2 separate regions of the Homo sapiens genome follow, and region 2 is linked to region 1. A link is an interaction called in ENCODE POLR2A ChIA-PET data of the cell type or tissue named here. Cell type or tissue: MCF 10A. All regions are shown on one strand. Links, peaks and the distances in the headings refer to the core of each region. The heading gives the core; the rest is flanking DNA. Region 1 holds the start of POLR1H (RNA polymerase I subunit H). Region 2 holds the start of TRIM10 (tripartite motif containing 10).

Region 1 (12,893 bases), core at 5,759-8,258:
CTTTGCTCTCTGATTTCTCAAAATACCTCTTTTCATCTCCTTTTCTTGTTTCCTCATTCCTGCCACTTCCTTTTACATTCATCCATTCAATAAATATTTATTCGAATATCAATATTGATAATATTGATAAGTTGGCCTCCAACCATGCTTTCTTACACTACCTTTGATTTCCTCCCAACATCTTCCTGGCTCCTTAATCCTCAATTTCCCTTTCGTTTATTACTTACACACATAACCACCCCAAGCAGCAACACCTATATCCTAACTGTACCTCCCTATTACAAGTTCCTTGACCTGCCTCCTGCACCATCTCTGCCACTCCAAATAGCTCCAATACCTTCCGATTCTCCCAGCCCTAGATATTCAACCCCACACCTCCCATATCCCTAGGCCTAGCTCCTCCAACAACTCTTCTAATCCCTGTCCCCTCCCTCCCAGTATCTCCCAGACCCCTAAACAGCACCGCCCCCCCGCCTTTCTCACGGGCTCGGTTGTCACGGTAACCGTTGTCTCAGTGACGGTCTCGCTCAGCCCAGCCCCTGCCTCGGCCATGGCTAAGGCTCAGGACAGGGAGGAGAGGAGGAAGGGGGATGAGACACCCTTCCCTTTTTCTGTCGCTGAGGTCTAAGAGAAGCGGTATCGGATTCAGAGTGGTAGCCAGGATCCTCCACCTTCTTTATTCCCCCTCCTCCTGGGCCTCCGCTTCTCCACCCCTGGGGATAACCTGGCTAACCCCACTTCCGGCTCGCCGCTTCCGGGTGTGACGCATACTGCAGTCCCCCTTTTTCCCTTCCACGGCACCAAATGCGTCAAAGCGCAGGCGTCGCTGGATTAGTTCCGCCGTAACGTGACAGCGCGCAGGCGCTGAAAGAAAGAGAAACAAATTTGGCGGAAGGGGTGTCACTGCGGGTGTGGGTGGAGGAGGGAGAGTCTGGGGCAGCACGCGTACTCACAGCCTAGAGGAAGCAGGAGGGGCGCCCAGATGGGTATTGCCGGGCCAGACGCTGCAGAGTGGGTGTGGCGAGGGCGGAGTTGTGTGCACCAAGCTGAGTCCTGCTGCAGATTTCCGTTTGCCTTGTCTGGGTAGGTGGACCGGCGAGGAAGCTTAAGGAGCAATAGTAATGACCCTACCGTGGCCTATTTCCCTTTCCTTGTTTGGTCTGGGTTTCTCTAAAGAAAACGGGAAGTGGGAGCAGTTGGAAACACACTTAAGAGTCAAGCGATGTGGTTCTACCCCTCGCCCTGTGCCTGTAGGTGTTTGAGCAGTTCAGTTTAGTGCACGTTCAACGTCAGTTTTTTTCAGTCACTGTGCTACGCCTTGAAGATGGAGGCGCGTAAGACGCTCAGACCCTGCCTTTTAGCTCTAGTAGGAAAGACAGGCATGCTGAAAACTAACAAAAATATGAAACACTGGGGCATTAACAAATGCCATGTCTGATTTGTAAATCTGAATGTAGTTACATACTGCCAACATATTCGTTCTCTCTGGGGTGATGAGTAGGATGAAGCAGAGAAATGGTCGTAAATTACAGTATAGGCTATTTTATAAAAATATATGCACGTTTCTTAGAGAGCAAAAGAAAGTGGTAAAACAAGAACCAGGAAGGCCGACAAGTAGGTTTTTTTAGAAGAGCAGCTTAAAAAGTTGTAGATGTGTGCACTACAGGAAATGGAGTTTTGTACCGCTTGGATCTGAGGGAGTGCCAGATGAAGCTTGACAGGTAGGCAGTGGTTATATGGAAGAACCTGTATGCTTTGCTAAGAAATTAAGCTTAATCCAATCACTGTTATGGGCCAGAGAAAGGCTTAAAGTAGGGTAGAAACATGAACAGGTTTGTTTCAGATTTCAGGAGTGGGTCAGGAAAGTCAACTGCCAGAACAGTTCAAACGTACAGTGGGGAAGACTGCCCTGCCCATTCTCCAGGTTGCTGTGGGGGTCAAACAAGATAGCTATGTTTGAGAGCTCTGAATATATATAAAGGGCCACACAATTATATGATAATTATTACAGTAACCCCTTGATCACTATTTGAGCCAAGGAATGCGGGACCTGAGTATGCATTTGTTCCCCTTGAAAGTTTTTAGTTCAAACAGAAAAAAGCAAGATATAGTTCAGCATGTCTAGTCCATTAAAAAAACCAAACACATATATAGCAACACACATATACAGAGCCACATACATATACACAAGCACAGATATACAGTATAATTTGGTTATCTCTGTGGAGTAGGATTCCTTGTGACTTTACTTTTTTCTTTCTTTCTATGTAAGAATCTATTATAATAGATATACAATTCATCCTTGAACAACATGGGGGTAAGGGGTGCTGACCCTCTGAACAGCCAAAAATCCATATATAACTTTTGACTCCCCCAAAACTTTACTGTTGACCAGATGCCTTACCAATAACATAAACCGTTGATTAACACATATTTTGTATATGTATTATATACTTATAATACATATAATCTTACAATCAAGTAAGCTAGAGAAAACATTATTAAGAAAATCATAAGGAAAAGAAAATATATTTACTATTCATTAAGTAGAAGTGGATCACATTTTCATGTTGAGTAGGCTCAGGAGGAGGAAAAGGAGGGCTTAAATGTGCTGCTATCTTATGGGTCTCAGAAGTAGAAGAAAATCCACATATATGTAGACTCAAGCAGTTCAAACCTGTGTTGTTCAAGGGTCAACTGTGTATTGTATTTATCTCAATACTAATAAAATACTCACCTATAGTGATCACTTAGTGGCATTACTTAGTATCAGATTTTTTGTTGTCCAAATTTATATGCTAAAGAGATCTGGTTAAAATTTCTGTTAAATGTCTCACTATCCAAATTCCTAGTTTTTCTTAACCTAAACTCAGGAACCAAATAGATTTAAATAGTATGGCAATACTTACAATTGCTTTTTGTTTATATTAGCCTCATTCCTGACTCTACTTTTTTGTCCTAATTTTTCCCCCTTTTCTTTTTCATATAAATATATCTCTGGAAACTCATTTAAATTCCTTTTGGAATAAGACAGATTATAAGTAACATACATATGTCAGGGTCTTATAGAAAAATATAACTTTAATAAGGAAATTCAACTAAGGGTAGGAGTACTCCAGGAACAATGGTAATCCCCACATGATGATCTGATTCTCTTCTGGGAGCAAAACATTGCAACCAGACAGGATGGACAAGGCATCTAAAAACCCAGTATCCTTCACCTTCCGAAAGGAGGGAGGGACTGTAGAGTTGCCCAGGAAAAAGGTCAAGAGTCTTCCTTCTCCTGGAACCTATGAGGAAAGAAAGGACTTGTTATATTCACCAAAAGATGAGTTTCTAGTAGTATAAGATAAGATATGCAATCAAATAATCAAGGAAGGACTTTTATTTATGACATCATTGAGGACTGGCTCCCCTAAACAAACTTCCAATTCTAATTCCAAGACAACTAAAAATTCTGGGATTAAAAATATATCCAATGAGTTATAACCTCAAAGCAAAGATTTCTTAGGACACAGAAAGCACTAGCTGTAAAAGAAAAAAAAAAGGATAAGCTGAACCTTATAAAAACTTAAAACTTCTGCTCATTTAAAGAGGGTTAAGAAAATAGGCAAGCCACACGCTGGGAAAAAAAATCTTCTTTTTATTTAAAAAAAATTTTTTTTTTTTTGGTAAAATGACAACCAGTGATAGGAAAAAAATACTTTTAAAAGATATATCTGACTATGAATATTTTTAATCCTTTGATGAGATGGCAAGAAAGTAAAGGCAATCTGCACACTGGTTAAAAGTTCTGTAAAACCAGAAATCCAGACAGGGAAGTTAAAACTAATGTCCCTATGAAACGTGACAGTGACACTATGGTGCCCTTTATACTGTTTTGACAGTCACTGGAAGCATAGGAAATGAGGGACAAAATGTATAAGGTCTGATAGGAGATCCCGTGCATAAATTTGGGAACTGCAAAAGGCTGCCCTTTCTTGTAAAAGTGAACAAGAAAAGAAAAAATTCAACTCTATAGAAGGGGAATTTGACTGTCTCAGTAGGTAGAAAGAGAGAAAACTCTCTCCTGAGAATTTCTAACTGTAAGCTAGCCCTTACATGGATTTGCAGCTCAAATTCATACTATCTGTCTGCTCCAAAAAACATGAAGCCAAGAATTTATTTAAAGTAATTCCAGCTTGATAGTGCTTCAAGGCACCTAGAAAAGAAACACAAATGCTGAGAATACAGCACTCGCCCAAGGCCTCAAAGAATTCCTACAGTTCAAGTTCTAAAAAACTCGAATTTATAGTCAAAAATCACAAAACAAAGAAAAAAAGCACTATGAGAGAGACAGCAGAAACAAAAGACAGCAGCATCAGACACACAAAATCCGCAGATATCAGAATTATAAGACATAGAATATAATAACCATATTTAATATTTTAAATATATATTTAAAGAATAATAAAAGGAACAATTTAAAATATGATTAAAGAACTGATAATTATTTAAAAATTAAGGAGATTTGAAAAGTAATTAAATAGAACTCAAAATAATAACAATAGTAAAAAATAATAATACTTGAAATAAACTGAAGACAGAATTAGTGACATGGAAGAGGGACCTGAAGAAATTACTCAGAAGGTGGCATAAAGAGAACAGCAATTGAAAATATGAAAAGAAGGTGAGAGAAATGGAGGACAGAAGAGAGAAACCTCTTTCTAGTAACTAATTCGAGGTCCAGAATGTGAGGACTGAGAACATGGGGGAAAGAGAATATTAAAAGAGATGATGGCTGATAATTTTCCAAGGTTGATGAAAAAAAAGTCCACTCTCAGTTTCAGAAAGTCCAACAAATCCCAAACAGAATAAAAGAAAATCGTATTTTGATATACTATAGTGACTGCAGAACACCAAAGACAAAAATGAGGTCTTAAAAGCATTCAGAAAGCCCATGTTCTCTAAGTCATGTGTGACTAATTCTCTCCAAAGAAAGCTACCTTGACTGCGGTTGAAGACTGCAGTATAAGATGCTGACCACTAAACAATACCTGCTTCTTATGTTGTTTTTTTTTTCTTCATTTCCTTTTAAATATCCTAAAAGTAGGTCAGGCGGGGTGGCTCATGCCTGTAATCCCAGCACTTTGGGATGCTGAGGTGGGTGGATCACTTGAGCTCAGAAGTTCAAGACCAGCCTGGGAAACATAGAGAAACCCCATCTCTACTAAAAATACAAAAAAAAAAAAAAAAAAAAAAAAAAAAAGCCAGGCGTGGTGGCATGTGTCTGTGGTCCCAGCTACTTTGGAGGCTGAGGTGGGAGGATTACCTGAGCCCAGGAGGCGGAGGTTGCAGTGAGCCAAGATTGCCTCGCTGCACTCCAGGCTAGGTGACAGAGCGACACCCTGTCAAAAAAAAAAAAAAAAAAAAAAAAAAATCCTAAAAGGTTTATTTCACTGGTTATAAAAAGGTTTAAAAAAGTGTAACTTAAAAAAATAAAAAACAACTACAAATCTCCCTATTACCAGAACTGCACAGAAATAAGGGATGGGACCAAGGGAAACGGCCATTTCGTACAAAAAAATAAATCACTGGATTTGTTTAGTTAGCAAACAGACTGAGCAGAGGGAGGGGAAAGAATACTCACTTGCAGTTGGTACAGGTGTAGAAGACAGTTTGCCCTTCATCGGCTGAACGCATCTGTCTGGTGTGGTATGCCATTCCTTCATGACCACATCGAGGGCAGCGCCTGTCAACCTGGGAAGAAACTGGTGGGTTAGGGAGGCCTGGTCATATCCCCTTACTTCCCACAGGAATCAGGCGATCACGCCTCTCAAACGTCGATGGTTTACATCTCTTTTCCCTCTTGGAATTGGGCACAAAACTCTCCAGAGCTTTGCAATCACTCCTCCATTTCTTTCCTACCCACCTTATGGAGCCAGTTCTTGATCTCATTAGCTTACCACAGGTCCCTGGCACTCAGGCCCTTCCTCCACCGACATAGGCATGGCTGTCCCCAGTTGGTGGAACACAACCGAAGTCTTCACAACCTTCCCCTCAAAGTCTGCACAGGCAAGTAAGAACTGGTTATGGAGACAACCAGAGAGAGCTGACACCGGAAACCTCCCCTTTCCCCTGGCTGGTTAGGCCAGGAGGCCCTACATCCTTTCCCTCAGTTTTCATCGCTAGACCAAATGTACAACCGCCTGATGTCCTGCTCTAGGATCCCCTCCTCAACCCAACCGATCTTGAGTTCCCCAAGCTTCCGACCCTGCGCCCTCCGCCAGGACCCCTGCGTACAAGCCTCTCACCCCGAACGTTGATGTTGAAGCCACAGCGAATACAGGTGACCGTATCCTGAGCCCCGGGCAGAGGCAGGACCGAGCCGCAATCTGAACAGAAATCCAGGTCCGACTGAAAGCTGGAGCAAGTATTGGCGAGGTCCATGACAGACATGCGGTCGGGTCTGAGGAGGGAGTTGGAAGTTTATTAACAAAAGAGAGAAGAGTTCCTGTCCCAGAGGTCGTAACTATTCTGTCCCAGGACCTAGGAGTATATAACCCGAACCCTCCTGCCACGCACGCCTCCTGCCTCTGCGACCAAGGAGCCGAAACGCCCGGAATTCCCAGACAGCGTCGGGTACTAAAGGACTTGGAACCCTTTCCAGGGGCCGGTGAGAGGAGTTAACCAACTCCGTGGGCTAGAGCGCCAGCTCTGCGCCCGCGGCGGGGCAGCGAGATAGAGCCGGCTAGAGCGTCAGGCTTTCGCGTTGACGATTGGCTGTGACGTCATAATTAATTGCGAACCGTGTCTCGGGAGCGTTAGAGATGGAGACTAACGTCTTCCAAGGGAGATTGCGTCTCCACTTTCACCCTGGTACTGAGAGGTTGAGCACAAAATTGGTAACCAATGCTGCGCTTCCAGCAAATTTTCCCACCAGCACCCAATCCTGGGATATTTATTCTCTTTGTCTCACATCCTACAGGAACGCAGTCGCGGGGTATATCCCCCTGAAAACCGTACGTTGCCAAATAATGATTTCTTTGGATTAGAGAACTACAACTCCCCTGGGTCCTGAGCCGGTATTTCCCTTTTGCGGCTGCACCGTAGTTAAAAACAAAGCTAAGTGTTCTGGGACGTATAGTTCTAGCGTTCCTTGGGTCCCGCTGGCGAGCGTGGGCTTTCTGCAGCTCGCAACCGGCCTCGTGCTTTGCGGACGGTTCACTGCGCTTGGAAAGGGGTGAGTCGGCTTTTTGAGGGACAGCAAGTGGTGAGAGTGAAGGCCCGAGGAATGCTTAGTCCCACGGGACGAAAGGAAGCAGGGATGAAGTGGTACACTTGAGAAGGGGTTCAGGACTTTGGAGGTGGTGGAACAGAGGAGCTTGGGGCTTCCTCTCCTTCGACTCCTGCCAGATAAGTGAGGCTAGCAGTAGTCAAGAAAGCTCATTAAGTAGGATTTCATAAGACTTAGGTCGAGTTTGGCTTTTAGTTGTGCCTGCCGCCTATCGAACTCTTAATTCATTATGTCATCCGTTAAGTGGACAGCTGACATTTCCCTGATCTTTTATAAAACATGAGAATAAGTATCTTTGGGAAATCTTTCTATTTTCATTAATCTGTAACTTATATTCCAAGTAGAAACTTTCCCTGAAGGGGCAGCTTGTAGTTGTTTACTAGTTTCCTGCTAGCCCTCCCACCACCATCCACTCTGATAGCTGTGCTAAGTTCATTCATATAAAAGTTCTGGAGCCATCACTGTTTTCTCCTATGAAGGACACAAGCTGTAGTCTTTTCGCTGGGAGAGGCTCCCATCTGCCTTTCTCTGTAATAATGGAGAGAACGCCATAGTGAAAGGGTTAAAACTCAGCAAACTGCTGAAGAGTGACAAGCCCTATCATTTAACTGTGAAATTGCTTGTTATTCTGTCTTACAAAGGGAGACGTGTTGTTGAGCTGATTGTCGTAGACAGTTTTTATTCTCACTTATCTGTGTGTCTCCTTTGAAAATGGAACTTGAAATTCTACCCTCCTCAGTTTTCTGTTTTTAATTTGAAAAACAGCCAACATCCCCTGTGAATTGCAGTAAAGGAACAAAGCATTAAAAGGCATATCCTTTTCCCAACAAAAGCTCACAGTCTAATCAGTAAAGATTTATTGAGCAACTATGCCAGGTTTTGAGCTGAGGCTGAGCCTGCAAAGTTGAAATCTGTGTTCTCTGACCTCAAGGAACATGAATGAATAATTAGAATATAATAAAACTGTGCTAGTAGGTACAAAATGTGAGAGCCCAGAACATGCATATAAAGGAAACATATCTGTAAACTTCAAGGAAGACTGGGAAATGGCTTAATAAAAATAGATACAATGTTATGGCAGATATTTAAAAAAGATGCTCAGATATTATGTGTCAAGGATCATCAGCAATCAGCAAATCATTAATTTTGAGAACTTGGGATCACAGACTCTAATGTTAAGTATTGTGCTAGAAGCCATGTACAGAGAAGTAAAAGTAAGATGATCATACGTTTACAATCTCAAAATAAGCTTACGTAGACAAATAAGAATGTTCCTAAGAGGTCAGTGAGACCAAATATTTGATATCAGATCCTTTCCAACAATATAGAGGCATCATATTTGTAGATATAAATTACAGTTTTCATTCCTTATGAGCCTAAATTTCAGCATCAAAATGTTAAAAGTGATATGTGAATACAGATATCACAGTGTAAACCACGATTAATTTTCAAATGAGTTGTAGAATTAAAATATGTCAAGTATTTAGAGGAAGGGAAGATCACTGACAGAGTAGACTGGAAAGACTTTATAATCAGGAGCTTGACCTGTGAAGGACAGATAGATAGAATTTATTGAGAACTTACCAAGCTCTTTACATCTAATTCATATTTGTTCTTTATAACCCTGAGAGGCAGATTTTTGTCTTACATCTCCATTTTATAGATGAGAAAGCTGACAGAAGTTACTTGCCCTGAGTCACACACCTAGGAAGTGGTAGAATTAGATTTCAGATCTAGCTCTGTCAGACTGTAAAGACCATCCTTTGAACTCTAAATGGTATAAAAGACATACAGAGGAAATGCCAGGCATCCTCAGTGGCTTAAATACGACATCACAGTAAACTCAGGCTAGACCAGGGATGACACATAAAAGATGATAGTTTTCATTTGTGTTGCCATCAGCCTCCTCTATAAATAAACCCAGAGTAACCACAAATTGCCATCCTGAGGGGTTCAACAGGGAATAGTCTCATAATGGATTTAGAGTGAAGGATGATTGGCATTGTTAGTCAGGCAAGCAGAGGGCTGAGCAGTCAAATAACAGAATTTCAGAACAAAAGATTAGAGGGCAGAAATGCTGTATGTGCTGATAGAGTCAGAGAGGGCCCGGATCAAGAAACTGCAGGAAGAGAAAACTAGAAACCTAGAATCGTCTAGAAAACTAGAACCTACAATCGTCTCAGAACACAAAGGAGGCTTGAGGACTGAGCAGACTGACATAGATGTACTTGGACAACACCTCACCAAGGAGCATGTCTCTTCCCACTCACAATCCCCAATACGAGATTCACAGTGGTTCACGCTGAGTCCACAGGAAAAGTATGCTTGTTCATATGAAAGGAAAGATCCTCTTATTAAAAGAGCATTCATTATTTTCTACCATAGGAATGCAGTGGTTTCCCATGGGGGAAATGGCCCTGCTGTAGTCCTCCCTATTAGCAGATTTGTTCTGACACCTCCTACATTTGAATCTACCTTGCCTTTTTTATCTTCCAGATTGGCCTGGGGTACATCATCTAAAGATCCTAGGATTGCTGCAGGTCAGCAGTCTCCACTGGAAAAAAAGATCTTGGTAAGTAAATTATCTTCACATCATACAGTTTGGAACTACACAGAGAAGGAATCTTAGGTTTAAAATCCTTCTGCCCAAGTGACACATTCAGGTAGTATGTCTACACTGGCAAATGTTACCCAGCTATATCCACAGTTGCAAAACAAAGTATCATTTTTGGAAACTTCCAACACCATACATTTTTAAACCTAGTTACTGATTTGTGGTGGTGAGTACTTAATACTTTCAGAGCTCCCAGGCTCACCTGGGAGTGATGGGAATAAAATAACAACTAAGCTAAAGTAAAGAGCATGTAGCTTTTCCTGGTGTCATTAGGGAGGGTGGGCTTGGCTCCTGTTTAAATGTGTTCAAAGGAAAAAGATGATCACATTATAAATTTCTGACTTCACTTTGACAGAATCTAGGTGGTGTGCATACAACAGCAGCAAGACAGTTGATAATGCAGAAATATCAGGAGGAGTGTGAAATACTCTGTAGGGAGCAAGCTGTTTCTCTTGACTACTGGCTTGCCAAAGCAGAGTCTTATTATAATAAAATAATAGTGGAAATGATGAAAGAAGAGACAGGCAATGAAATCTAGAAAAAAATGGAGGAGAAAACAACCCAGAGCGTAGAAGGACTAAAACAGTACTGTTTGGTACCTGAGAGAGAGATGAAACACATAGAAAGGCACATACATCAAACAGGAAAGGCTGGAGAATTTAAGAACAAACCATTTAGACAAGTACTACAACCCCCCAATGAAACAAAATTACCAAAAATTATGCCAGAAGGGCATGGCATCCAGAACGCACAGAGAAGAAAGCAGGTAAATGAGAGGGAACAGATGCAGACTAAGGATCACCAGGAACGCATGATTCGAGGGAGAGAACTTGCAGAACAAAGACTCAAGGAGAGAATCTTGAGAAGAAGCCAGAGCCAGCTACTTACATATGAGAAGCATGAGAGAGTAAAAGAGATAAAGGAGTTTGAAAGAGTTATTGCGTATCTTCTTTTCCAACCATGCAGTAGAAGTCGGATTAAAGTGAGTATTCTTATGGATAAGTCTCAGAATGGAGAGAAGGTGAATACAATTGTGAAACCATATCAAAGAAAATTCTTGGCAATGCCACCCTTTTTAAGAAGTCAAATAGGAAAAATAAGAGATTAAAGTTTCAATGCTGTTATGATAAAATCATATCTCTTAAGTGAACCCTTTTTTTTTTCAAATGCTCGTTCTCTCCAGGGTTCAGTGAATATTCCCATTTGTATCAGATACAGATAGATAGTTCTGCACTTGAAAATTAGCTTAACTTTTTTAGTTGACTTGCATTTGTTCAAGTTGCATATCCTTTCTAGTGTTCAGTGTCCTCATCTTTAAAATGGCAATAATATTTGATGGCATTTATGGAAGGACTGTTTTTTTTGTGAAGTGTAGGTATGTATTAGTTGTTTCATAAATGTTAGTTTCCCCACTTGGAAAGACCGGGGTTGGGCAATGGTGGTGAATAAAGAATTGTTCTAATCTTCTTCTCTTATTCTCCCTGTTCCCAGCCCTCCAAGGTTATTTTGATGAGATTGCTATAGTTTAGTATATGGTCTTTAATATCATACCTTCATCAGATAACTACTAGCCAGCCCCTAAAAGTGTAACTTGCTCTGTACAATTTATTTGAATGAGAAACTTAATTTTGAGAGCCTCCTACATGCTAGGCATTATGTTAGTTACTGAAGGTGAATAAAGAGAAGTCTCTGCCCTTGAATAATTTTCAACTAATGGCATAGATCACTCTATAAACAGATAATGTAGTAAATAAAGGTTACAATAGAAAGGTACAGGGTGCTTTACAAAGGACGGATTCTAACCTGGCCCAGGTGAGCAGGGTGAAAAGGAGGAAGGTTAGGGAAGGGAGTATTATAGTCTGTCATGTTTCTTCCAGCTTTTTTTGTCACTTCCTATCACCCACTTAAGCAAGACCTTCCTAATGCTTGGATCCACTCAGGGATAATCAAACTCAGCCTTTCTCAAACTCATGTTTTTGGCGCTCATTGATAAATCAGAAAGCAAATTTATAAATTTAGTGAGAATTACAGTTGTCAAGCAGAATGAAATTTGTGTTTTCTAGTCAGTTTATTTTCTTCCCAGATACCAGAAAGTTGGGAAAGCAGGGGTTCAGAGTTGGTAAGCAGAGAAGCAAATAAATGGAAATAGATGCCCTCAGGAATATTATGCTTAAGTTGTGATAATTCTGATGCCCACCTTGCTTTACTAGCAGAACACCCTTTACCCTGGATACTGCTAGGTCAGCCACTGATACAAATGTTCTGTGTCTGTGCTCCTCAGTACAGTAGCCCTTGCTACACGTGGCTGTTGAGGCATTTAAAATGTGGCTGGTGCAGCTGTGGAATGGAATGTTTAATTGAATTTCATTTAAATTTAAATTGCCACATGTGGCAAGTGACTACCCTGTTGCACAGTGTAGCACTGGATAAACATAACTTCTGTGTTCTAGATTCCAGTCCCACCATTAGCTTTCTGTTTTTGACAGTGTTTGCTGGTATGATAGGTCACTGTTCATTTTACATTACTATCAGTTTAGTTTCCTTTGCATTTCAGAGGCTCCCTAATCCCTTAAAGAGATTTAAAAATCAATGTAGACCACTTCTGTGTGAAAATAAGATGACTGAATTTGCTTTGATTGGAATTAGGAACTGACCTCTCTTTGCTAGTTCTGGAATTTGGCCAGGATGCACATCAAAATCTCATTCCTACCCTCCTGATTTGCCTCATGGAAACTTCGTTGCTGTGTCTGTTCTCTGGTCCTCTATTGCTATGTCTCAGCTTTAGATTCTATGTTTTGCATAGAAATGGATCATCAGAATGCAACAGGCAGAAGACTTAGAAGTGCAAATCAGTAGGGTAATGACAAGCCCTTTGAGCTGAGTGGGACTGAAAAGTAACCTAACATATAACCTATTAGTAATTGTTTACCATGAAGGTTTTCAGTGCTGGACACATAAATTGCTGAGTTCAACTGCCCTCTTTCCCCTCCAAATCTAGCATAA
Region 2 (16,111 bases), core at 7,283-9,782, 94 kb before region 1:
AGCCAGTTCTTTACTCCTGGCTCCTTCTGGTCCCTAGGGTGGAGAACAGAGCACACCATGAGGTCACAGGGGGATGGGTTTCCTGGAATCTGTAGACCACAGTGGCTGGGGAGAACTGGGGAGCAGAAGCTTCCTGTCAGATTGAGCAGGTGGGAGCCATAAACTTCTGGCTCTGAGGCGTGCCCACAGCATCAAAGTCCAGGCTGGAGTGAGAGGTGTGGACTTCGGGAGATTCTGCCGGAAGTGTGTGGGCGGGACGCTGTTTCGACACTGCAGGTAGGGTGTAAGGATTGCTCATCGGGTCCCCTCTTCTGCTCTCCTTTCCTCCCTCACCACATCTGCCCATGGTGGCCCCTCCTACGGTCCCAAATCCCCCACCACCTGGCACAACAGTCCCCTTTGGGGTTCGGGTAACACTGGACTATTTTATTTATTTATTTATTTATTTATTTATTTATTTATTTATTTATTTTTACTGTAGCGGGGAGAAGGCAAGAAACCATAATGCAAATGATTTATGTTGATACACATTAGAAAACGATTAGTCAGATAATCAGTTTCAACCACATTTATCTAGGGTTTAGTATTTTTATATTACTACATTCAATTTTAATAACCCTCTAGGCAAACATTATTACCTTCATTTTACAGAGAAAGAAATGTAAACTGACTTTCCAAATGTAAAGTGACTTTCCAAAGGTCACAAAGCTAGAAAGTATCACGTTAAGGACGATCCCAGTCTCCTGGCTTAAAGCCCTACGCTCCTCCCACACCTCATGCCAAGACCAAGATCTGCAGCCACGGTCCTTCACCCATGCACACATCTGTGGATAAAACCAGGCCTTCCCCCATTCTCCCACTGGGTGATCAGCCTAGCCCCTTGTGGTTGCTCCCTTTTTACTCTAATCACTTTATTACCTCCCCTTCCCATCCAATCTCTGCTCTTCCTGCCACGAGTGCAGCCCAGGAACTAGTTTGTCCAATACAGGAGCCACCAGCCACATGTGTCTACTGAGCACTGAAATGTGGCCGGTCTGAATGGCGGCATGCTGTATATGTAAAATACATACCGGATTTCTTTTTTTTCTTTTTCTTTTTCTCTTTTTTCTTTTCTTTTTTTTTTTTTTTGAAATGGAGTCTCGCTCTGTCTCCCGGGATGGAGTGCAGTAGCGCGATCTTGGCTCACTGCAAGCTCCTCCTCCCGGGTTCACACCATTCTCCTGCCTCAGCCTCCCGAGTAGCTGGGACTACAGGCGCCGGCCAGCACGCCAGGCTAATTTTTTTGTATTTTTAGTAGAGACGGGGTTTCACCGTGTTAACCAGGATGGTCTAGATTTCCTGACCTCGTGATCCGCCCGCCTAGGCCTCCCAAAGTGCTGGGATTACAGGCGTGAGCCACCGCGCCCGGCCAACACACCGGATTTCAAAGGCTTTTCACAAATTTAAAAATGTAAAATATCTTATTAATGACTTTTTATATGGATCACATATTGAAATGATAATATTTTGGAAATATAGGACTAAATAAAATAACATCATTAAAATTACTTTCACCTGTTTAGACTATTTTTATATGGCCACTAGGAAATTTTAAATTGCATATGTGGCTCACTTTGCGTTTATGTTGAATAGCATTGCTCGGAAGACAGATCTGACAGCAAATTATTTATGGTCACTCACCTTCTTACTTGTGTGCCTAGGGCAAGCTGAATAACCTGGCTGGGCCTCAGCTTTCTCATTTATGAAATGGAGATCCTAATAGCACTGATGTTGCAGAGCAGACACAGAAATAAGATCATACTTTTAAATTGCTTGTATCAATGTAAGTTGTACCGTCATTGTAAATAAATTCTGGCCAAATTGCTTGTATCAATGTAAGTTGTACCGTCATTGTAAATAAATTCTGGCCGTTAGTAGTTTTCTTTCTCCTCCCCATCATAGGGAATATTCCAGCCTCTTTTGAGGCCTGCAGCAGGCCAGTTGAGGCATCACCATTGAAGTTGCTGGTGCAGTGTACACCCTGGCACAAGGACCTTATCTGAGCCCCCACACTCTCCTGCTTGCTGATGGGCAAGCCCTGGGCTGGCTGATACCTCCAATCTCTTTGGAGACAGCTGGCCATATGGCAGAAAGGCTGGAATGGCATCTCCACTCTGTGACCCAGTCTCCCACTTGCCCCCAAAAGAATATTTCTTCTGACAGTGGACAGCTGACATATCACCACTTTCCTTCTACTGTGAGTGTCTCTGGATGGGCAGAAAGGAATGGCCAGCCCCTGGTTATGGTCATCTAAGGTCACCTCTGAAATGCTGTGAGCCCCTCTTCCTTCCTCTCCTCTGCTATTTCCCATCTCTGCTGTTGGCAGGAGAATAGAACCCTGGCTGCCAGAGATGCAAGTGTGTGACGATATGGGTGCTGGTGCATATTTAGTATGTGCCTGTGTCCAGCCATGTGCATGTGTGGGTGTGTGAGTGTGTGACCCAGCCCTTCCCCCGTGGCCAAGCAGAGAGAGTGGCCTTGAGGAAGCCATAGCAGCAGGACCAGCATGGCCTCTGCTGCCTCTGTGACCAGCCTGGCAGATGAAGTCAACTGCCCCATCTGTCAGGGTACCCTGAGGGAGCCGGTCACTATCGACTGCGGCCACAACTTCTGCCGGGCCTGCCTTACCCGCTACTGTGAGATACCAGGCCCAGACCTGGAGGAGTCCCCTACTTGCCCACTCTGCAAAGAACCCTTCCGTCCTGGGAGCTTCCGGCCCAACTGGCAGCTGGCTAACGTGGTGGAGAACATTGAGCGCCTCCAGCTGGTGTCCACACTGGGTTTGGGAGAGGAGGATGTCTGCCAAGAGCACGGAGAGAAGATCTACTTCTTCTGTGAGGATGATGAGATGCAGTTGTGCGTGGTGTGCCGGGAGGCTGGGGAGCACGCTACCCACACCATGCGCTTCCTGGAGGATGCAGCGGCTCCCTATAGGGTAGGAAAGGGGAACTGGGGGATCCCAGGGTGGACTGGACTGGACTAAGAGAAACAGCAGAGTTGTGGATTATTTAGGCCACCCGGAGGCCAAATTCTTTCTCCTTACTTACATGATCACCCAGGCAATAGACCCAGGCATGGAAAATTGTGTTTATGTTTTATGTTTTTTTGAGTGTGTTCTGTGTTCACTTGTGGCCAACAGATAACGGGAGTTCAACAAGTACTTGTTGAATGAATGAGTGACCAAACATGAGTGTGTGTGTCTGTGCCATGGATCAGGTGTGTCTGAAGTTTGCATTTGAGGGAATGATTGTACAAACAGTGTGTATATGTGTTAATGTTTGCATGTTTAGAAGTGTGTCTGGTGTGTTTGGATGGGAGTCTGAGTATGTATATATTTGAGTGTGTAAGTGTAACTGAGAGCTCCTGTTTGTGAATAAATTCGTGTTTACATATATTCAGGCTGGGTAAATGTATGTGGCATGCCATTTTATCTGTCATTAAATGAATGTGTGCTGGTTTTAGTTGTTTATGCATTGTGCTTATGAATTATGTTTTAGTACAAGTCTGTGTGTGGATGTCTTAATTAGTTAATTAGCAGTTGATAGTGAGAATTCTAATATATCTTTGAACACACATATTTATCGTGTGTGTACCTGTTCCTAACTCTATTCTGGAGCAAATAATTTTGAAAACAATTTATCAATTATTTTTACATTACCCAAGTTTCTTCTCCCCTCTGGAGTCATACACAGATAATTGATTTCAGTAACAAGGGAGGGTTGTTATTTACACATGTTCCTTTGGGATGAGTCGGAAACTCAGAATGATTTCAGTGCGGGGCATATCAAACTCAGTACAGACCCCAGATACCACTTACCCGAAGCAAAACACAATAGAATGTTAAACCTGAAGAAAGACTCAAGTGGGAAAACCAAGTCACAGCCTCTAATGGCACAGGATAAAGGGGGAAAGTCCTGATCCAAAGTCTTAGAGACAAATCAAGAGGAAGAAGACCCAAAGGGAGTAAGCTGTCAGGGTGGTGAAGGCTCGGGGATTGTCAGCTAAGGAAGGGACTCCTCTCCTGGGGCCATTTCATTCCTGGAGGCAGAGGGTCAGATGACCAGACAAACCTGAACAAATCATTTTCCATCTTGAGTATTTTATGTTCCTTCTCCCCAGGAACAAATCCATAAGTGTCTTAAATGTCTAAGAAAAGAGAGAGAGGAGATTCAAGAAATCCAGTCAAGAGAAAATAAAAGGATGCAAGTCCTCCTGGTAAGTCATCACCCCTTCCCCAGGTTCCTCCCCTTCCTCAGGGTCCAGTGTCTTCCTGAAACTGAGGCAACATAGATTATAGGGCTTTGAAGTTATTATGAGTTTAAATCCTGACTCTGACACTAACTCTATGACCTCAAGCAACTCTCCAACTTCAGTTTACTTATCTGTAAAATGGAGAGTAAAAATCATCATGACCTCATTGAATTACTGTAAGCATTAAATGAGATTGTGACTGTAAAGTAGCTCAGGGCTGTGCACATAATGTGCTTTTCATACAAGACAGGAGGTAGGGTGTCCCCACCACCTCCTCCTACACCTCCTGTAAGCCCTACCCCTTTTAGAAGCTGCAGCAGATGGTGCTGAGACAACACTGTGAGTCTTGCTTCTCGAAATGGGATGACAAGTGAAAAGGAAACCATGACACAGTTCCAGATCTACCTGGGGACAGGGGAGGAAGAGGAGCAGAGGGAGAAGGAGGAAGCAAACTTTCTCTTGGGCTTGCCTCCTGCCCCCTCAGACTCAGGTGTCCACCAAGAGACAACAGGTGATTTCTGAGTTCGCACACCTGAGGAAGTTTCTAGAGGAACAGCAGAGCATCCTCTTAGCACAATTGGAGAGCCAGGATGGGGACATCTTGAGGCAACGGGATGAATTTGATTTGCTGGTTGCTGGGGAGATCTGCCGGTTTAGTGCTCTTATTGAAGAACTGGAGGAGAAGAATGAGAGGCCAGCAAGGGAGCTCCTGACGGTGAGGCCTGAACCGGAACCCTGCCCCACCTGTGCTGTCCTGTGACTCTTGCATCTTTGTCTTGCCTAAGCCATGTCTCCCTGACTCACACATCTCTGTATCCCAGATGGGAGGTGGGTCAGAGGACCAGAAAGTCTCAATTCTAGTTCATGCTTTTCCAAGAGTTCCCTGGTCACTTTTTGCTCTCTGGTCTCCACCTCTCCGTCCCACCATCTGCCAAATAGGGAAGATACTTTCCTTAAATATTTCACAGGGCTTTTGTGAGGATCCAACAGTAAGATGGAAGTGAAAGTAGCACTTTGAAAAAGTATTAAGTAAGTTGCAAACCATTCTCTATAACCTAAATGTCACCAACCACCAGTCAGGAAGTTTGTCCTGGTCTATTTCACTTCCTCACACTGGAGGAGAGGTATTGGGGTCCCCACAAAGTATTGGAAAGGCAGCATGACTTAGAATGATGCTCTTAGGACTGAGAAACAGGAGACCTTGGTATGAGACTTACTTTGCCTCCAGTGAGCAGGGGAAGGTCACTTCACCATCTTTATCTAAAAAATAAAGGCTTTGGGCTCTGATCCACAGAGATGGGTGAGTCCTAATGCTCTGTGACTCTATGCATCTGGTATCCTTTTCCTGTCCAGGGCTAGAAATATATTTTGTCTTTTCCAGTCATAAGAAAAGTGGGAGGAGCCTGGGCAACATAACAAAACCCCATCTCTACAAAAAAAAAAAAAAAAAAAAAAAGAAAATTAGCCAGGCATGGTGACAAACACCTGTAGTCCCAGCTACTCAAGATGCTGAGGTAGGAGGATCCCTTGAGCCCAGGAGGTTGAGTATGCAGTGAGCCATGATCACGCCACTGTATTCCAGCCTGGGCACCAGAGTGAGACCCTTTCTCAAACAAACAAACAAGCAAATAAAAAATAAATAAAATAAAAGTAGAAAAAGAAAGGAAAGAAAAATGGAAAGGAGAAGCTGGAAACTGAATTTCTGGTATCTCTTTCTCCTAGGACATCAGAAGCACTCTAATAAGGTAAGCAATATAGTTTCTCTCTTTTCTTTTTCCATATAAATATACATACATGTACTGCATGCCTAGTTATTGCCACACAGGTATATAACATTCTCACTTAAGGATACAAATTTACATATAAACCTCTATATACCCAAATGCCTTCTCAGGTATATCCATAGATGCCCAAAAATGGGCAGTGGGATTCATCCTAGAGGAAGTACGTCTGCCTGCAGGAACTAGCGCCATCATGCCCTATTAGAAGATGACCAGCTGAGTCTGGAGACATTATTAAGGATGATAATTCCCAGACCCAGCCATTTCTGTGCCCCTAGATGTGAAACCAGAAAGTGCCGGAAACCGGTGGCTGTGTCGCCAGAGCTGGGCCAGAGGATTCGGGACTTTCCCCAGCAGGCCCTCCCGCTGCAGAGGGAGATGAAGATGTTTCTGGGTAAGAGAACCCCAGGCCTCCACAGAGCGCAGGTGGCCATGAAGCCTGGGTTTAGGAGTGGCCTCCACGCTCCACTGCTGAAAGGTGTGACTTTGGCAAGCCTTATTCCTTCCTGTGCCTTGATTTCCTTATTTGCAGATTTTTATAAAATCTGCCTATTAGGATATTGTGACAATGAAGAAAGAGAATAAAGGTGAATATTTCTGGTGAAAAAGTTAAACTGATTTTAAAATAATTCAACAAATCTGATTAGTGGTCATTAAGCAATATGAAAGATAATGATTAACAATATATCATTCTTAATAAGTTAAAAAATCCCACAGCAACATTTGTAATATGTGATAAGTTTTTGATGATGAACATTGTTAATTAATAGCCAACAACAGTATTTATCTTGACCCTGTGGTATCTGGCTCGTCCCTCCTTCCTTCTCACTTTCTTTCTGTTAGTCTGGCTCAGAGTTAGACGGTCCTACGGGGACTGTGCTCCACTTCCTTTTCCGGAACAGGGAGTGGTGGTAGGGTGTGGGGGAGGGTTTGGATGAGAGTCAGGAATGGGACATGGCTCTCTGCCAACCACCTCCTCACTAACCATGACAGAATGAATGATGACACCAATTTTGAAATGACCCACCCACAGTTATGTCACCCTAGAAGGACTTTTCCCATAATTCCATTTCCTGCAAATACTTCCAGTGACCTGTCAGTGAAGGAAATTTCACTCTAATCAAAGGCTGACCTTTGACTCTCCCCAAAATTATTTCCAAGTGGAATAATAAATAAATGAACCCATTTCTCTATTCACTAAGCAGATATTTCTTGAGCATTTACTATGTCCTGGGCTCTGCGGGTACAGAGGTGAGCAAGGCAGTCATGGTCCCTGTTTGATCAGGGCTAGGGCAGTGGGGCTCCCACCAGCAGCAGCAGCTGCATTGCCCAGGAAATTGTTAGAAATACAGATGTTCAGCTCCACCCCAGAGCACCTGAATCTGAAACAGATGTGTTTTAACAAGAGCTCCAGATGATTCTGATGCAAGCTTGGAACCACTGGTCTAGAGGATTCCAGCTTACATTCTTCTTCTTGTCCCTTCCCTCTTCTTGGCCTCAGTTTTCTCATCATTAAGTGTCTGATGGTTTTGTAAGACTAATAAAATCTCATCCTGGTTTATTTTCTTTACAGAAAAACTATGCTTTGAGTTGGACTATGAGCCAGGTAAGGAGCCTATGTCAGGATGGGAGAGAATGAGAAGTCCTCGGAAAGGAGAGAAAATTTTGCAGGATTTGCACTATGACTATGTTATGACTATGACAATAGTCATAACAAACACCCATGGATACATATACACATCATATATATTATATATACACATATGTGTGTGTATATAATACATGTGTGTATATATAGGTTGTGTGTGTGTGTGTGTCACATTGTTTGTAAGGCTCTCAGGAGAAACATGAAGAAAGGACAAGCACATACACATACTACATTCGTGGTATGAAGCTCACATCCTGATCTGCGCATGTCGAGTAGATAGAAAGATTAATGCAGAATGGGATAAAGTCCATCTGGGAATGCTTTCTGGATAAAGGGGACTTTGATCTGGGTTTATAATCACCTCTTTAGAACGTAAGGAACCCCTGCTTCCTCTCAGATGTCATTTCACAGATGACAGAAGGAGGGCGGCCTGTGGGTGGGAAAAAAATGAACAGAATGGACCCCTTCAAGGCTGTCATTTCTCAATCAACCAGCCTAAGACCCTGGGAGTCACGGAGTTGTTGGAGGGGGTTCTCTAACCCACAGATGGACCTAAATTTATGGAAGCTTCTCAATTTATGAATACTAAAAGTAACAAAACGCAAGGCTCTGCAGCAGTTTTTGGTGGTAAAAAGTGGTCCTCAGACTCTGACAGTTTCAGAATTACTGAGGCAGAGTGAATAACCCAGGGGTGAGCCAGAGAGCCTGCCAGGAGGGAAGACTGTAAATGAGTCACCAGTGCCCTGGGAGGAAAACAGGGAGGAATCATGAAGTTTGGACTGAAGGGAGAAATGTCGCTGCACTGTGGGATAGAGATGGGAGGAGGGGAGAATGTGGTATATCAGCCCCAGGAGATCCAAGCTGGCACGCACAGCTTTGGAAACCAGCCAACTTGCGGTGAGCAGAAGAGCTTTCCCGAGGACCACACTGAACTAAACGAGAGCTTTCACATCCTCTGAGGCAGGCTTTTCAGGCTTTACCTGTGTGCAAATCACCTGGGCATCTTGTTAGGATGCAGATTCTGAGAGCGTATATCTAACAAGTTCCCAGGTGGTTCCACACTGTTGGCCCACGTAGGCACTATACATGTTTTTGGTAATAATAACACTAACAGGAGGGGCCCAGGGGGAGTTTCTATGCCTTCCTTGGAGGTAATAGCATGTCTGCTGACATCTGTCCCTTTTGGTTATCCCCACAGCTCACATTTCTCTAGACCCTCAGACTTCCCACCCCAAGCTCCTCTTGTCCGAGGACCACCAGCGAGCTCAGTTCTCCTACAAATGGCAGAACTCACCAGACAACCCCCAACGTTTTGACCGGGCCACCTGTGTTCTGGCCCACACTGGCATCACAGGGGGGAGACACACGTGGGTGGTGAGTATAGACCTGGCCCATGGGGGCAGCTGCACCGTGGGCGTGGTGAGCGAGGATGTGCAGCGGAAGGGGGAGCTTCGGCTGCGGCCAGAGGAGGGGGTGTGGGCTGTGAGGCTGGCTTGGGGCTTCGTCTCGGCTCTGGGCTCCTTCCCCACACGGCTGACCCTGAAGGAGCAGCCCCGGCAGGTGAGGGTGTCTCTTGACTATGAGGTGGGCTGGGTGACCTTCACCAACGCTGTCACCCGAGAGCCCATCTACACCTTCACTGCCTCCTTCACTAGGAAGGTCATTCCCTTCTTTGGGCTCTGGGGCCGAGGGTCCAGTTTCTCCCTGAGCTCCTGAGAAGGAGCAGTTACCTACTCTCCTCTAAGTACAGGACTCATATCAACCCAAGTACCATGTGGACTTGATCCCTGGCTGAATCACCTGGATGACTTGGAATAGAAATGACTGCTTTAGAAGATGGGATGGGGCCGGGTGGTAAGGGATAGAAGAGAGGACTCTCAATCTACTGATCAAGTCCTTTCCCCAATGCCCAGTGGATGGCCAGGGTACCTGGGGACTCAGGCTGCTGCCAGTTCTGCTCACCACCATCCGTGCTTGGCACAGAAGTAGCTGCATAGAAAGGGCACTGGATTTGAAGTCAGAAGACCTGGGTTCTTGAACCAGCCTGTCAACCAGTTGTATGACTTTAAACAAGGCATCTCACCTCTTTTCATCTTGTTTTCTTCCAATAATGTTAGAGTTCATGTAATCACATTCTCTAGAACCATTTAGTTTGTGTTAACTATGAACCAAGCAGTGTGGTGGCCACTGGTGACTTGAAAATATAGAGAAAAAAAAAACCTGCTCTATATCTGAAAGAGCTCTTGGGAAGACAGAGAAACATAAAGAGGAAATTACAGCACAGTGTGGTGGGTGTTACGGGAAGTCCAACCCCAGCATTATGGGAGTTCAGGGGAAGGGGCATAGCCCAGCCTGGAAGGAGAGGGTGAGTGGGGGATGGCTTTCTGAAAAGGGTGGTCTAAAGGATGCCTATGGTCAATAGGGAAAAGAGGGGAAGAAGCATCTTAAGAAGAGGAAACAGCAGAGAACTGGCTGGATGACCTGTGACTCTGGAGCACTGGGTTGTCTCCATTGTCATTATGGGCAGATGTGTGCCATCCCCAGCCGACGCCACTCACTGCCTCCTTCCTCCTGGTGTTGCCACTTCTGGGTGAGATTAAGGTGCAGGGCCTGGGGGCAGGAGGACATAAGGTATAGCCATAAATCATAACCCAGGGACCACACTCAACCCTAGGGAAATTGTCTTCCTGATCAGTTGATTACCATCTGAGGTCAAGAAATGAGATAGTGGGAGCAAATGGGTCACAAATAGCTCAGCTGTGGGCTCAGAAACTGCTAGGTAAAAGAATTCCAGAAGGAGGCCAGGGCATAAGTTGGATGACCTATGAACTTTAGTCTAAAGAATTGAGACTACCGTAATTGAGACTACTGTAGTGACATCTGAGAAATGGGATGGAAGAGTGACCATGTTTTATTTTCTTGTTCTTGTCACTATTGTATTTTATTTTGCATAATCATGCCCTTCACTGACAGTCTCCTTAACATCATCTGTTTACTCTGCTCAGTGTAAACTACAATGCTCTGTCATCTCCCTACTGGGTCTCCTGGGAGGAGGGGAGCCATCCAGGGTGCAAACTCAAAGGCAGAGGGCACAGCGTGCTTAGGCCCAAGCTTAGAATTCAATTGAGAAGTTCTGTTGTTCATCCTTACCTCAGCAGGTAGAAAAGAGGTGGAGATCAGAAGCCAGGGATTAGAGATTGAATTGCTTTCCCTGGGAGTGTGCAGTATCTCATTAAAATGTTGTATATTCAAAAAAATACAGACACACACAAGTGCCTATATAATGATAAAACATATCCAAAGCACCCAAACCTGTGATTCCAGAAAAGTAGATCCTATTTTTGTTTATTTTTATTGGCTTTAGCTGTGTCTTTTGAAAGGACTATTATCCTCTAAAATGTATGTGTATGAAGATCCTGGCTTGCAGCTCGGGAGCTTTACACACCTTGTGTCACTTTATCTTGGTAACGAGCCAAGATCATGCAACCAGTTCATCCATGTCTGACCCAAGAGCTCTTAACTGCTATGCTGCACTGCCTCATTCAGAGATAGATGCCTGCATGGGTCCTGGCGATTATTTTAATGCTGGCTACACCCCCACAGGTGACTTGGATTCAGAAATACAATTTATATTTCTTCTTTTTAAATTGTTTTATTTTATTTTTCTTTTAATAGTTATATGTCAGTGAGAACAATTTATATGTCTTACACTGAGAAATAAAACTGCTCATAAGTGAAAACACTCATGTTGGTCTGTCAGTACCTGCTTCTCCCCTAGGGTAATTTTACTTGAAGTTTACTTGCTTTCGGAGTATGGAGTCAGCACAGGGGAAGTGGATAGATCCTAAAACCTGGTAACTTCAAGATAAGGCAGCTTAATGAACCTCCTTGCTCTGCTGGCCGGAAGTGGGACTCTGGGTTCCCTCCCCAGGAAGTGCTCAAGTCTAGAGGCCCCAGAGTCCCAGCTACCCTTTCCGACTCTGAAGGACTGTTGCACATTTGTAACATCCACAGTTTACACCTCATTTTTCAAAGCTTACATGGTAGCAACCCTTTCTATTGCAAAGAACTGAGACCCACTCAAGTTAGTTCAAATGATAGGTAAGTTTATTATAAAAGCAGAAATAAGGAAAATGCGATTTTCCACCATGAGCCAGGCCCCGTGAGAAGCTATGTCAGGCGTGAGCGAGTTGGTGGGGTCACCACTCGTTCCTGTAGGAAGAACTAGAGATTCCAAAAATGCTGATAACAATCACACACATAGAACTTATTTTGGCCAAACACCATAATAAATATTTGTATATATTAACTCATTTAATCCTCACAACAACCTCAGGAGGTAGGTGCCCATCTTGTACATAAGAGAACTGAGACATGTGGAGGCCGAGCAGCTGGTCTCAAATCAGCTGATAGTAAGTCGCAGAGCCAGCATTTGAAGTCTTGTGGTTTGGCTCCCGAGTCTGTGCTCATGACCATTATGCAGTGGTATGTTGTATGCCCAGGACCTACCGGTAAGAAGTGGGCTCGAAGTCCAAAGAAGCGTGAAGACTGGATATTCCTGCGGCCTCTCAGCAGCATGGGTCATGGACACCTGTTCCAATACATCGTGGCTGCACATGCATCTCTGATTCTCTCTGTGTCTGCTCTTCTTGCCAACTAATGACACATTCATCATGGATCCCTTCTGAATCTCCGAGAGGACCTGATGGTTTCAGTTAATTACTATTGTCCCTCTTTGATAAGGTCTTCCTTGACAGGTGACCTCATAGACTTGTTTGGCCAATTATCTGCTGTTCAGACTCCCACCCCTGGCCTGATCATCTGTGGTGACGTCAGAAGGGACCAAGGGGGGCCTGGAAGGCATCTTCAGTATAACTGAATTCTCTCCTGAGGAGAGACCCTGGGGGCTGTCAGTCTCCTCCTACTCCTAGTACAAGTTCTCTTGGTGACATTAACTCCATCTGGGATGCAGAAATTGCTAGCTGTCACTTTCAGGGGTGTTCTTTCCTTGGCTAATGTCTTGCTCTTAGATTTGGGATCTTATGTTTCTCTGAGATCTGCAGCTTCTTGCCAAATAACTATACCTTTTTTCTGAACATCTGCACTAGGCTCTTTCTCCTCCCCTCTCCTTCCAGCCCCCAACTCTCTGTCCCAGTCCTTCTTGTGCAAACGATCCAGACTGGCTTTCATTAAACACCACTTCTCCCTTCATTCCTGACTCAGAAACCTCACTATGTCTTGGTGTCATCCATTTAGCCTGTTGACTTCTCGTCTTCCCCATTCCTGAACATTCCAGCCTAACCAGGTTGGTTTCCTCACACTCCTACAAAGGTACCGTGGCTTTTTCCTACCTCTATGCTTTCATTCATGTGGTTATTGTGACCTAGAATGTTCTCACCTTCCTCTCCCACTTGTCCAATCCCCACCTCCCCCACAAAACCTACCCTGACTTTCCCAGGCTCGCTGTTTCTTTCCTCTGAATTCCCAGGGCACTTAGCCTCTGTGATACCTAATTCAGTGCAGTTACACGCTCTCTTCTTATTCTGTAGCTGTTTAGTCATAGTTCCACAGCTAAATTATAAACTTCTGGATGGTGAAGTGGAATTTATTTAAAATTTTTTTATCATTCCATATTTCATTTCAAAAGGGGAAGTGGTTTTTTTAAAAAAAGATGAAATGAAAAAGGATGAGTTCATGTCCTTTTTAGGGACATGGTTGAAGCTGGAAACCATCATTCTCAGCAAACTATCGCAAGGACAGAAAACCAAACACCGCATGTTCTCACTCATTGGTGGGAATTGAACAATGAGATCACTTGGACACAGGGTGGGGAACATCACACACCAGGGCCTGTTTTGGGGTGGGGGGAGGGGGGAGGGATAGCATTAGGAGAAATACCCAATGTAAATGACAAGTTAATGGGTGCAGCACACCAACATGGCACATGTATACATATGTAACAAACCTGCACATTGTGCACATGTACCCTAGAACTTAAAGTATAATTAAAAAAAAATAACAATAAAGCCAGAATACACCAAAAAAAAAAAAAAGATAAAATGAACATATTTGAATGTTTACGTTTTAGACACTTTAGCAGACACTCAGCATGTATTTAATTTTGACAACAATCCCAGGCCACAGGTACCATAACCCTTATTTTAGAGGGGGGAGTACAGAGGTTCAGAGAGGCTAAGTAATTTGCCCAAGGTTACAGAGGCATTAGGTGTCAGGACCGAGACCTAAACTCAAGTCTGACCCTGTAGTTTTCACTCTTTGCACCACCACGTGGCTTGTTTTATAATTGTGGCCATGTTTTATTCCTTATACCTCTCAGTATGGTATTGACTACTTTGGCAAAGGCTCAATAAATACTGATTATAAGGTAATTGATGGCTCTTTTTAATCAGAGGATTGAGAAGAGCCCTTCCTTATGCTTTCTTATTAGTTCACTTATACATACATTTAAAATTTTACTGGACACCAGCTATGAGCCAGACACTGTTCTAGACATGAGGACACAGACAGAATATGATCCCTGCTCACCCAAAGAAGTGAGGCTTATACAAAAATGACTAATATACAATTGTATTCATTATCCATTACTCCACAAAAATTACCACAAATTTACTGCCTTATAACAACACATGGCCAGGCGCGGTGGCTCACACCTGTAATCCCAGCATTTTGGGAGGCCAAGGTGGGCTGATCACCTGAGGTCAGAAGTTCAAGGCCAGCCTGGCCAACATGGTTAAACCCTGTCTCTACTAAAAACACAAAAAATTAGCCGGGTGTGGTGGCGGGCGCCTATAATCCCTAGCTATTAGGGAGGCTGAGGCAGGAGAATTGCTTGAACCTAGGAGACAGAGGTTACAGTGAGCCGACATCACACCACCGCATTCCAGCCTGGGCAACAGAGTGAGACTCCATCTCAAAAACGAAAACAGAAAACAAAAAAACACACACACATTTATTGTCACACTGTTTCTGTGGGTGGGAAATTTTGGCACAGCTTCACTGGGTCCTCAGCTTAGGTACTCACAAGACTATAATCAAGGTGTTGGCTGGACTAGGTTCTTATCCGGCTCAGTTGGGGAAGAATCTGCTTCCAAGCTCACTCGGGTTGTTGGCAGAATTCAGGTTCTTGCAGCCACAAGACTGAGGGCCTCTGCTTGTTGTTGGCTGGAAGCTGCTCTTGGCTCCTAGGAGGGGCTCTAAAAGGGTGGGCCAGCAAGGAGGAGTTCTATACAATGCAACACAGTTGCCAGAGTGACACCCTATCACCTTTGCCTTATTCCATTCATTAGAAGCAAGTCACAGATCCCACTTACACTCAAGGGGAGGGGACCAAACAAGGGCATGAATTCCAAGAGGTGAGGATCATGAAGGGAGGCTGTCTTTGAGTCTGTCTTCCACAACAATAATAAATAAGTGCCAGGTGAGTGGTACAGACAACAAGTACTGCAGGAACTCAGCTGGGCTCCACATGTGAGGTGGTGTCACTGCTGATGAGCTCGGGCCATTCAGAGGCCTGGAGGATCCTATTTGAATGAGATTGTGAGAGATGGGCACTACCATCAGTTTACAGGCAAAATGGAGATTTCACAAATGCTCCTGGAGACCATGGGCCCCGACCTCCACAGTGGCAGCCCCAAGCATGAGCCTGTCCTGGAAGGAGGCTGGCTATCGTCCAAGAGTCAGAGGGTCAGGCATCAGGTGATGACTGTGGACATGAAGAAATGGTGACATGTTCAGGAGCTGGCAGGCCCGAAGATGCACTGGGTAGACCCAGTGGGGGCCTGGACAGGTTGGAGGAAGGAGAGAGAGGAGGCTGAGGTGAGCCTGAAGTGAGGTGTCCCAGGGATGAACAGGTCAGAGCTTCTGAGGGGGCTGAAGAAGCAATTCACTGACTCCTTTCTCCAACTGGGGATAAATAACCTCTAATTTCTGTGGAGCACTCCTAGAAACAAAGAAATCTTTCATAGATTAATATGTATTCATATATTCCATTGGCTCTTCCATTGGCCATGTAGCATCAAGATACAAAAGCTAACGGAGCAGTGGGTCTCCTTGACCTCTGTGCATGTCTGTGTTGTGTGGGTTTATATGCACATGTGGGAAAGAAGAAGGGACAGCTCGTACCTGTTCAGTAAGTCACCAGCATTCTAGGAGAGAGAAAAAGTGAGAATCATAATTGGTTCTCAGGTTCCTATCACCTCCAAATTCCTTTCCCAATTCACTCTTGGAGGCCACTCTGGGGTGCCACCTTGAGAACTGGGGGAACATAGCAACACCCCTCTTCTGTGCCCATTCTGCTGCAGCAGCACTCTGTAGCCTGGAACAAGCCACATCTACCACAAGTCACCACATATCACACAGGCCCCTCCCTCTT

The links. ChIA-PET counts read pairs that join two places held together with the same protein. Peaks named below come from ENCODE experiments on the same cell type or tissue, not always from the same donor. Only the 100,000 strongest peaks of a DNase experiment are listed, where the experiment ranks them.
Region 2: POLR2A ChIA-PET joins it to region 1 with 17 read pairs; 3 of 35 experiments call an interaction of 5 or more read pairs at or near these places.

What each region holds. Positions count from the first base shown.
Region 1 is chr6:30,055,070-30,067,962 of GRCh38, reverse strand. POLR1H (RNA polymerase I subunit H) reads right to left here and starts at 6,698. Exons shown (of 4, transcript NM_170783.4): 1 at 6,294-6,698; 2 at 5,946-6,046; 3 at 5,630-5,739; 4 at 3,056-3,290. The coding sequence starts at 6,438. The coding sequence ends at 3,266. PPP1R11 (protein phosphatase 1 regulatory inhibitor subunit 11) reads right to left here and starts at 765. Exons shown (of 3, transcript NM_021959.3): 1 at 484-765. The coding sequence starts at 552. It also overlaps the pseudogene POLR1HASP. RefSeq lists enhancers at 5,939-6,804, 6,805-7,671. In MCF 10A, for the core only: no CTCF peak of the experiment used is centred there; a DNase peak (open chromatin) is centred at 6,732.
Region 2 is chr6:30,147,293-30,163,403 of GRCh38, reverse strand. TRIM10 (tripartite motif containing 10) reads left to right here and starts at 2,193. Exons shown (of 7, transcript NM_006778.4): 1 at 2,193-2,974; 2 at 4,159-4,254; 3 at 4,775-5,005; 4 at 6,013-6,035; 5 at 6,350-6,465; 6 at 7,645-7,677; 7 at 8,918-11,461. The coding sequence starts at 2,546. The coding sequence ends at 9,435. TRIM40 (tripartite motif containing 40) reads right to left here. Exons shown (of 6, transcript NM_001286633.2): 5 at 15,862-15,884; 6 at 14,676-15,679. The coding sequence ends at 15,592. In MCF 10A, for the core only: no CTCF peak of the experiment used is centred there; a DNase peak (open chromatin) is centred at 8,503.